4 separate regions of the Homo sapiens genome follow, and regions 1, 2 and 3 are each linked to region 4. The links are chromatin loops, found by intact Hi-C in ENCODE. Cell type or tissue: mammary epithelial cell. All regions are shown on one strand. Region 1 overlaps ZSCAN5A (zinc finger and SCAN domain containing 5A). Region 2 has its middle 3.1 kb from the start of C19orf85. Region 3 overlaps ZSCAN5A (zinc finger and SCAN domain containing 5A). Region 4 has its middle 8.0 kb from the start of ZNF784.

Region 1 (2,500 bases), 680 kb before region 4:
AGAAACATGCAGGCTGGAGAGCTGGATACGGCTTCCTCCTGGAACAGCCATATCCTCACAACTGTATTTCCTCAGGACGGTGGGGGCAGCCCCAAATCTTTACACAAAAGAATACGGACTTTGGAATGAGTCCAACTGGGTCAAATCTCAGCTGTGTAGCTTAGTGTGATGTTGGACGAGCCATCGGTCTCTCTGAGCTGTAGTGTCTTCACCTGTAAAGTGCACAGTTAACTGATAGCGTTTGATTCTTGGTAATCCACCAGCATACCTGTTAGTTTTCAGTGTTGGGCGAATGGAATAACCCAGCCTTTTCAGCCATTTCAACAAGTATACATTTTATTATGGAAGTAGTGGGGAAAGTTCGAGAACGATCTGGAGGAGAGATTTTAGGGGAAACTCCTGCAGTTGCTCTCTCAGCCGCCCTGGGTGCATCCCCCTAAGGCATGGCCCCCACAGACACCTTCTGGCCATGCCTCTGGGCACCCAGGTGCCATTCCTTAAAGGACCCAGTTCATTACCCTCCACACAGGCAGTCCAGGGGACAGAGAGCTTTCTTCAGAGGTTAGAATGCCTGGGAGATGGAGGCCTTGTGAAGGCTAAGCTGAGATGGAGCAGGCTCACTAGAAAGAACAGCAGGGATCATCCCTAAGAAAGGAGAGAGAAATGTATTTGTGCATTGATTTTCGTCTTCATGCATTCTCATACTCCTTGCCTGGTGCCCTCTCCATCCACCTCTACAGGGCTCTTTGTGACCTGCCTCAAGCCCACCTCCTCCCTCCAGCTTAGCCCATTCTCCCCACTCACTAGGTTCCACCAAGTTTGTCCCTATTCCCACCGGGCTGTTCCAGCAGCTGGAACACGCTTCCCTCAGATCTTATGGACCCTAGCTCTGCCCCATCACCAGGGCAAGTGTCTCCTCCTCAGAGCAGGGCTCTTCTAGAAACCAGCCAGTGGGAAGCAGCGCCCCCTCCAGTTCCTCACTGTCCCGGCGCCGGGCCTGAGCTTGTGTTGCACCCCTACCTCCCACTAGAGGGCGCGCCCCGCAGGAGCAGGGACTGCCCAGGCCTGGCTGGGCTGCACCCCCTAGCCTGGTGTGCTGGAGTCACTCAGAGTTGCAGGAAGAGAACCTTAAGGTTTGCTTCTGGGTGCTGGAGTTCCAGGGATGGATCAGGGGTACTTCCTGCTCCCACAGGGGCTCACAGTCTATGTGAGCAGGGGCCCTCAAACTGTGTTCCGCAGGGCCAACTGCAGCCTGCATCCCTTTTAATAAAGTTTCTTTTTGTAATTGAGGTAAAATGCAAACATAATGCATAACATAAAATTCACCATTTTAACCATTTTGAAAGGGCACAATTTAGTGGCCTTCATTACATTCGCCATGTTGTGCAATTGTCACTTCTAAGAGTGGAACATTTTCATCAACCCAAAAAAGAAATCCATTAAAAGCAGTCACTCCCCTTGTTCCTTCCTCCCCTCAGCCCCTGACAACTAGTAATTGGCCTTCTGTCTCTTTGAATTTGCCAGATCTGTCTGTTTCATATACATGGCATCATCTACTGTGTGATCTTTTGTGTCTGCTTCTTTCACTCAGCACAGTGTTTTCAAGGTTCAGCCGTGTTGTTGCACGTGCCAGGACCCCATTCCTCTTTTGGGGGCTGAATAATAATCCATTGTATGAATGCACTACGTTTTGTTTATCCTTTCATCAGTTGTTGGGTACAGTCACAGCCATCAGTGTATTCTCTACGATTGCTTTGACTAGAGTAGTTGCAACAGACCATATGACCTGAAAAGCCAACACGTAATATTTGGCCCTTCACAGAGAAAGTTTGCCAACCTCTTGCCTAATGGGTTGAAAGCACACCTTTATATGAAAATAACTATCTGGTTTGACCGGTGCTTTAATGTATGGTTGAAGAGAGCCTGAGAAACCGTTCAACACCATTCATTTCCTTCAGCATCCTCCCCAGTGGAATCTGAAGGATTGCTGTTGGTTCCTGAACCAAAGCATTGCTTAGGTGAATCTTGAGGACTGAGGAGGACTTTTCTAGGTAGACAGAGATCAAGGAATCAATGTGTGCAATGGCATAATGGAGCGGGAAAAAAAATGTGATGTTTTGGGGGGAATCAGAAATGATTTAATATGGGGGGGCGTGGTGGCTCATGCCTGTAATCCCAGCACTTTGGGAGGCCGAGGTGGGTGGGTCACCTGAGGTCAGGAGTTCGAGACCAGCCTGGACAACATGGTGAAACTTCATCTCTACTAAAAATACAAAAATTAGCCAGGTGTGGTGGTGCATGCCTGTAATCCCAGCTACTTGGGAGTCTGAGGCAGGAGAATCGTTTGAACCTGGGAGGCAGAGGTTGCAGTGAGCTGAGATTGGGCCACTGTTCTCCAGCCTGGGTGACAGAGTGAGCCTCCATCTCAAAAAAAAAAGACTGGGAGCCACCGCTCACGCCTGTAATCCCAGCACTTTGGGAGGCCGAGGCGGGCGGATCA
Region 2 (2,500 bases), 160 kb after region 4:
CACGCCTATAATCCCAGCACTTTGGGAGGCCAAGGCAGGCGGATCACCTGAGGTCAGGAGTTCGAGACCAGCCTGGCCAACATGGTGAAACCCTGTCTCTACTAAAAATTCAAAAGTTAGCTGGGCGTGGTGGTGCACGCCCGTAATTCCAGCTACTTGGGAGGCTGAGGCAGGAGACTCTCTTGAACCCAGGAGGCAGAAGTTGCAGTGAGCCAGGATTGCACCACTGCACTCCAGCCTGGGTGACAGAGAGAGATTCTGTCTCAAAAAAAAAAAAAAAAAGACTAGGCATGCAGTGGCTCATACCTGTAATCCCAGCACATTGAGAGGCCGAGGCGGGTGGATCAAGAGGTCAGGAGATTGAGACCATCCTGGCTAACACGGTGAAACCCCATCTCTACTAAAAATACAAAAAATTAGCCGGGCGTGGTGGCGGGCACCTGTAGTCCCAGCTACTTGGGAGGCTGAGGCAGGAGAATGGCGTGAACCTGGGAGGCGGAGCTTGCAGTGAGCCGAGATCGCGCCACTGCACTCCAGCCTGGGCGACAGAGCGAGACTCCATCTCAGAAAAAAAAAAAAAAATTAAGGGAAACAAGGTCCCACAATGACTGGATGAGAGGGAGCAGATAGCAGATGAGCAGGTGGGGACAGGGAAGGACACACCCTGGGTTGTCCCTGGCTTCCTGGCCTGGCCCTGACACCCCCATCCAGATTGTAGGGGGATTGGAGGGTGGGGTCTCCACATTCCAGCTGTAGCAAGGCCTGCAAAGAAGGTTGGGTTAGACCCTGCCCCAAACCCTCTATGGTTCTCCATCATGCTTACCCTCATAGCCCAACCCTTGCCTGGCTCACAAAGCCCGGCAGGTCTGCTCCCCGCGCCCCCTCGGCTTCTCTGACTTCACCTCCTCCACTGCTCAGTAAAGCAAGGTGCTCAATAAATGTTTGTTGAATGACTAAATCCACCCCCAACACACACAGAATTTCAAGGGCTGGGATAGGGGAGAGGAGGCTGGGGAAGACCTTCCAGCACCTGGAAGTGCAGGTCCTCAACAAAGACCCCATGAAGCCAGCTCCCTGCTGTGGTTGATTGTTCTCAATGACAGGAGACAGGAGAGGGCCCCAAGTTCTCGGGCCGCACCCCTTGAGCCGGGCCGCCCAGCACCGGCCGGGTGGGCGCCCCCTGGTGGACAGTCCCGAGGCCGCAGCCTGCAGGCGGCCGCCCTGTGCATTGCTGGCCGGCCTGAGTGGGACAGAGCTGGCCGGCGGATGTTGCTCTTGGCCCCTGGACTGTGGAATGCAAATTTTGAAATAAGAGCTACCAGATGTGAATACACACGATAAAGTGTGTATCAAGGTAGCAAAGGTCATACCCCAGCCACGTGGCGGCGGGCCCCTTCCCGGCCCTCAGAGCCAATCCTTCCCTTCCCATCCTCCAGAGACCCAGGGGTCTTCTCCCTTCGGCCTCTTGCCAAGGGACCCTGGACCCTTCCCTCTGTACCTGAGACCTGGAGCAGAACAGGACAGGAAACCTTCACCTTCAGGCCACCCCCAATACCACAGGCGTGAACCAGACTCACGGACATCTTGAGGCAGGAGAATAGCAGAGAAATTCGGGGGGCGAAGGGGACCGTTGGACATAGGTTAGCTTAAGCAGAAGCAAAACGTGTCAAATGGCAGAAGCAGGACATGCGAAATAAGGGAGGAAGCAGTGAGTTGGAACATGCAGGATAAGGAAAATAAGCCAGAAGGACTTGCAGTAGCAGTTTGGCCACGAAAAATAAAGCTAAAGATGAGCAATTTGGTCAAAAGAGATAAAGAAAGATTAGGCAAGGATGAGCAACTAACTTACAAGAGATAAAGTGAGGTTAAGGAAGTGATGAAAAACATATAAAAGGCCATGAAATGTACGGCCGGGCGCGGTGGCTCACGCCTGTAATCCCGGCACTTTGGGAGGCCGAGGCGGGCGGATCATTTGAGGTCAGGAGTTCGAGACCAGCCTGGCCAACATGGTGAAACCCCACCTCTACTAAAAACACACAAAAGTTCGCCGGGCATGGTGGTACACGCCTGTGATCCCAGCTACTCTAGAGGTAGAAGCAGGAGAATCACTTGAACCCGGGAGGCGGAGGTTGCAGTGAGCTGAGATCGCACCACTGCACTCCAGCCTGGGCGACAGAGCAAGACTCCATCTCAAAAATAAAAAATAAAAAAAAAATTTAAAAAGAGTCCTTTAAAAAAAAAAGGCCATGAAATGTAACAAACTGGGGCTGATCTCATCTCGGAGAGCTCAGTCCGCTCTCCCCTCTGAGAGTGGAATACTGTGCTTCATAAACGTTTGCTCCTTTCCTTTGCTGTCTGTGCGCGTCTCATCCAATTCTTTGTTTTGGACACCAGGAGACTGGAACTGCACAGTACCATCCAGTAACAATCACACACGTGCACAAACACACACACACACACACACACACACCATGCCCTGGGGAAGACAGAGAGACAGAAA
Region 3 (2,500 bases), 620 kb before region 4:
GGACATTGTGACACATGCTACAAAGACCTCATTTGACACCAGAAAAAATAATATAATAATGTTAGCAGTTTATCCTAGAATTTGTTACAACTAATAGGTAAGATGATGAAAACATTGGTCTCCTCCTGAAATTGTATAATAAATAAAATAGTCTATACACTAATTAGAATGTAATTATATATAGCAACCAAAGTTTATGTAATACTTTGGGACCAACAACAATGATTTGTATAATAATAAAATATTTCATTATAAAATTTAAATATACATTCTAGTAGAGTACAAGAAAAAAATGTCAGATCGAGTGAACCATCATATGAACCACCAAATTTAGCCTCACACTAACAGAAGAGGAAGACTTATTTAAAAAAAAAAAAAAAGATGCTCATTCACTGGTATATCAGTTAGATAACCTTTTCTGTTGTTTGACGCTTTGGTTATGTTTAATGTCAAACAGAAGCAGAACCATCTAGCTGTTATCTGTTAGAACAAGATCTTTTCTGCCATCTGCTGGACATCTGTCATAACTATACAAATTAGCTATAAAATCATTCTAACTTTAAATTTTTAACATAAGCTGGGTGCGTATGATGCTAGTGGCACCGGCTTAGACACAGCCACCTTACCCCGTGCAAAACCTGAATTGACGAAGAGACACTGCATCCCTACTTTCTCCAGTTCTCATCCACTCAGATCTTCAACTTCTTATTGTAAGAAAAAAAAATGTATTTAGTGTCTGTAACACCGGATAACGTCTCCCCACGCGTCCTCATTCTGTTGACATCCCAACGTTCAAAACTGTTCACCTCAGTCCTTAATATCACAACCCTCACCTCCAGCCAGTGTGTGTCTTGCCAGCACACCGATGGGAGCCACTTGTTCACGTCCCTTCACTGGGGTGCACAGACTGCCACCCAGGTGTTCAGCTTTCTGGCATTTTCCTGTTATTTGCGTGCTTTATTTGGTGCACGGGATTCTTTTACAAGTTCTATGATCCTGCGGACAAGCCACTACTTCCATTTCAGGTGTTCCAACCTTTCTAGGTGAGCTATATTCTTGGGGTCCACAAATTTCTCTCTCCATCTTTTTTTCTCTCCCCCTCCACCCCTCCTCCCTGCCCACCTTCTGTTGCTCTTCTGACCATCCAGAGGACTTTTTTTTTTTTTTTTTTTGAGACAGCCTCTTGCTCTGTCACCCAAGCTGGAGTGCAGTGGCACAATCACAGCTCAAAATTCCCAGGCTCAGGTGATCCTCCCACCTCAGCCTCCAGAGTAACTGAACCTATAGGCTCACACCTCTGCAAGGGAAAGGAACAGGGCTTCTGTGTCAGTTACCAGTCAATTGCCTCCCAGCTTCTAAGTCCACAGGTTCAGTGCCGGCCCTGCAATCACGGAGCTGTCCTGGCAACTTTGCAGGGAGCGCAGTGCTAGGCTCTGCCACTAGAGGGGGTGGGAGGGATATCCCAGGAGGAAGAGGCGCCACTGCGCCGCCATCTTGTCTTTCTTCTTGCTCCTGTTATGGCCTTGTCAGCCCCACGTGAATGGGGCCCCCTGGCGTGTTCACGACCCCAGCTCCTGCCTGTGGCTGCCTTACCACAGGCCTCTCCATACTCCAGCCACCAGCCTTGGCCCCTGGACCCCAGAAGGCTGCCTCCTATTTCCCCTGGTGACCATGGTCCCACCCTTGCCCAACCAGAGGCCTCACCCAGACGTTGAGGTTCATACCTCCACTTTTGACTTGCTCTTTCCTTGGGATTATTAAAAGTTTGACCATGTTTGATGTTTGTTTCTTATCACCCCACAGCTGGACAAGCTGATTAGAAAACCTGGGTACTCCCTCTTCTAGTGCCAGTGGGGAGTTCAAACCCTGTGCAGTACCCCTGGCTGTGGCCCATCCCCTAAGCACCATAAAACCCCAACCCCAAACCAGCCTCCTTTCTCTGCCCTCTCAAGCCACATTCAGACCAGCTTGGGAAAGCCCACTCTGCTCTCTTCAGAAATCCTGTTATGTAATAAGCTTCATACCCTCTTGGAGTGTGGGTATGTGTGTGTCCTCAGTCTTAACATTCAAACTCAATTTTGGGTGGTGTAATCCTTTTTCTCCTGGGCGGCCCCAACCTTTGCGTTGTTACAGCCTCTCACCTGCTCAAGCCAGGTTTGGGTAGGTGCACCTGAATCCATCAGTTCTCCTTTTTCTCTCCCAGAAAACCATAAGAGAATCTTGATTGCTCCCATATCCTCTCTTACCCAGCACCCTCCAATCCATTATCACTTGACAGGCATGTTGAGCTTTAAATTAGGTAAACCCAATTGTGCTGCTCCATTCTTTAAAATTTGTCAATGGATTCCCATTCCTCTGAGAAACCTTCCTCCCTAGGTATCCTTCAGAATTCTTTTTTCTTTATAGTTAGGCCCATGTTGTGGTCAATAAATCTTTATTTTGGAGGTCAGAAAGCTTTTTTCCACAAAGGAGCAGAGAATATATATTTTAGGTTTTGCAG
Region 4 (2,500 bases):
TCAAGACCAGCCTGGCCAACATAGTGAAACCCCATCTCTACTAAAAAAAAAAATACAAAAAAAAAATTAGTCAGGCGTGGTGGCGCACACCTGTAATCCTAACTACTTGGGAGGCCCAGGCAGGAGAATCGCTTGAACCTGGGAGCTGGAGGTTCCAGTGAGCCAAGATGGCGCCACTGCATTCCAGTGTGGATGACAGAGTGACTCTGTCTCAAATAAAAATAATAATAAGAAGAAGAACATGTCCCTTGTAACTTTAGGTTTGCAATCTAAGTCTAGCTCCTAAAACTAAAGTCTGTTAGGTTTCCCACTGATAATGCTTATCTTCCCAGGTACAGAACAAAAACGATGAGCTCAATCATTCTTCCATCTGTCACCCTCTTCCCACCTGCCTTCCCTCCTTTAAGGAAATGTATAAATACTAAGCCTCCTGAAAACCTTTCCATAAGCCACAGAGGTTTTCTGTGACTCTTGCCTTTCCCAGGTCTGCCCTCAAGCTCTGGATATATAAGCTCTGGAGTGATTGAGGCTCTTGCCTCAGTAACTTATTTTGGTTAACAATGATGTCACTTCCCTCTGCAAGGCTATGTGATGGAGGGAAATGATATCCAGCTCTAAAGATAACCTAAAGAGGCCGGACGGGGTGGCTCACACCTGTAATCCCAGCACTTTGGGAAGCTGAGGCGGAGGATCATCTGAGGTCGGGAGTTCGAGACCAGCCTGACCAACATGGAGAAACCCCGTCTCTACTAAAAATACACAATTAGCCGGGCGTGGTGGCGTGTGACTGTAATCCCAGCTACTCAGGAGGCTGGGGCAGGAGAAGTACTTGAACCCAAGAAGCGAAGGTTGCAGTAAGCCGAGATGGCACCATTGCACTCCAGCCTGGGCAACAAGAGTGAAACCCTGTCTCAAAAAATAAATAAATAAAATCAAGTAGGTGGCCTCAGCCTTCTCAGCCGGCCAGGATATGCTGGGCCAACTCCTGGAAATGTTGGGAACAGTGGGCAGAGAGGCAGTGACCGTCCACCCAGCTGGTTAGCCAGTGTTGGCAGAGGCTGCTGGAGTACTTAAAAGACCTTTCCACTGGACCACACACATGTTCATATCATAGGGCCAGGAGGATGCTGAGTGTGAGACATGATGCTGTGTGAAGTAGAGCAGGCTCGTGAAGGTTTGTAGGAACTCAGGGCAAGGCTGGGAACTGGGCCCTCTTTCTTTGCCTCCTCCTGAGCTGTCTTCTTAAACCACAGTACTACGTGTGTAGGGCACCCCCTGGTGGTCAATAAGGTAATGACAGTTTGGACTTAAGGATACAAGTGAGGACAAAATAGGTGAGCAACTCATCCTGGTTTGGGAGAAGTCCTGGGACTATCCAGTTTTAAAACTGAGAGGAAAAAATAAAGAAGAACAAGGCAAGAAAATAGATGTCTTAGATTTGGCAAATCACCACCATCTGGCTGTTGACAAGGAGACAAGTTATTCCCATTTTATCGATGGGGCTGCTGAGACCAGAGAGTAAACTGCCCATTCACAAAGTCCAGCAGGTGCAGAGTTAAAATAGATTACCCGCCTCCTGAGCGAGACTAACGGGGGAAAGAAGACCAGCAGTTACCCTAGGTGGCAAGTAAATCTTTCTCACTTTTTTTTTTTTTTTTTTTTTTTTTTTTTGAGAAGGAGTTTCGTTCTCGTTGCCCAGGCTGGAGTGCAATGGCGAGATCTCAGCGCTGCTCACCGCGACCTCCGCCTCCCGCGCTCAAGCAATTCTCCTGCCTCAGCCTCCCGAGTAGCTGGGATTACAGGCATGTGCCACCACTCCGGGCTAATTTGTATTTTTAGTAAAGACGGGGTTTCTCCATGTTGATCAGGCTGGTCTGGAACTCCTGACCTCAGGTGATCCGCCCGCTTCGGCCTCCCATAGTGCTGGGATTACAGGCCTGAGCCACCGCACCTGGCGGATTGATCTTTATTGGACACCTGCTGCGACAGGGAACCCTCCTAGGCCTCGTGGGGGCGACAAAGACCAAAATATCAAAATGTCTCACCCACCTTAGAACCTGGAAGAAGCAGGTAGGGACTACTGTGTTTCCTCTAGCCTGCAGAAGCTCAAGTTCAAAGACTCGTTCAGCCTCACTAAGGAACCTTACGTAACTCACGACTAGAATTTGGAAGAAGGCCCTTTGGTTTCTCAAATTCAGCAGTAACATTTCACAGATAAGGAAACTGAGGACCAGAGAGGTTGAATGAAATTATGGCGATAGGCCTGGTGCGGTGGCTCACGCCTGTAATCCCAGCACATTGAGAGGCCGAGGTGGGTGGATCAGGAGGTCAGGAGTTTGAGCCCAGCCTGGCCAAGATGGTGAAACCCCGTCTCTACTAAAAATACAAAAATTAGCTGGGTGTGGTGGCAGACGCCTGTAATCCCAGCTACTCGGGAGGCTGAGGCAGGGAACTGCTTGAACCCAGGAGGTGGAGGTTGCAGTGAGCCAAGATCGCGCCA

Evidence for each region. A loop is a pair of places that touch in the nucleus more often than their neighbours do. Peaks named below come from ENCODE experiments on the same cell type or tissue, not always from the same donor. Only the 100,000 strongest peaks of a DNase experiment are listed, where the experiment ranks them.
Region 1: a loop joins it to region 4, with 4 times the contacts of the local background. A loop is called at or near these places in 2 of 110 quality-filtered maps.
Region 2: a loop joins it to region 4, with 12 times the contacts of the local background. A loop is called at or near these places in 30 of 110 quality-filtered maps.
Region 3: a loop joins it to region 4, with 9 times the contacts of the local background. A loop is called at or near these places in 2 of 110 quality-filtered maps.

What each region holds. Positions count from the first base shown.
Region 1 is chr19:56,308,269-56,310,768 of GRCh38, reverse strand. The region is part of intron 2 of ZSCAN5A (zinc finger and SCAN domain containing 5A); the gene reads left to right. EDDM13 (epididymal protein 13) reads right to left here. Exons shown (of 15, transcript NM_001354658.2): 15 at 315-645. The coding sequence ends at 621. It overlaps LOC124900420, which reads right to left. Exons shown (of 5, transcript XM_047439799.1): 5 at 315-2,500. Among named protein-coding and RNA genes, the nearest start is that of ZSCAN5A-AS1, 5.2 kb to the left of the region's middle. In mammary epithelial cell, a CTCF peak has its summit at 997 (motif pointing right); a DNase peak (open chromatin) is centred at 1,018.
Region 2 is chr19:55,466,647-55,469,146 of GRCh38, reverse strand. No RefSeq gene overlaps it. Among named protein-coding and RNA genes, the nearest start is that of C19orf85, 3.1 kb to the right of the region's middle. RefSeq lists silencers at 925-1,054, 1,065-1,294. In mammary epithelial cell, a CTCF peak has its summit at 1,180 (motif pointing left); no DNase peak of the experiment used is centred here.
Region 3 is chr19:56,251,940-56,254,439 of GRCh38, reverse strand. The region is part of intron 2 of ZSCAN5A (zinc finger and SCAN domain containing 5A); the gene reads left to right. Among named protein-coding and RNA genes, the nearest start is that of EDDM13, 20 kb to the left of the region's middle. In mammary epithelial cell, CTCF peaks have their summits at 493 (motif pointing left) and 1,433 (motif pointing right); a DNase peak (open chromatin) is centred at 1,459.
Region 4 is chr19:55,631,334-55,633,833 of GRCh38, reverse strand. No RefSeq gene overlaps it. Among named protein-coding and RNA genes, the nearest start is that of ZNF784, 8.0 kb to the right of the region's middle. In mammary epithelial cell, CTCF peaks have their summits at 1,276 (motif pointing left) and 1,995; DNase peaks (open chromatin) are centred at 1,273 and 2,013.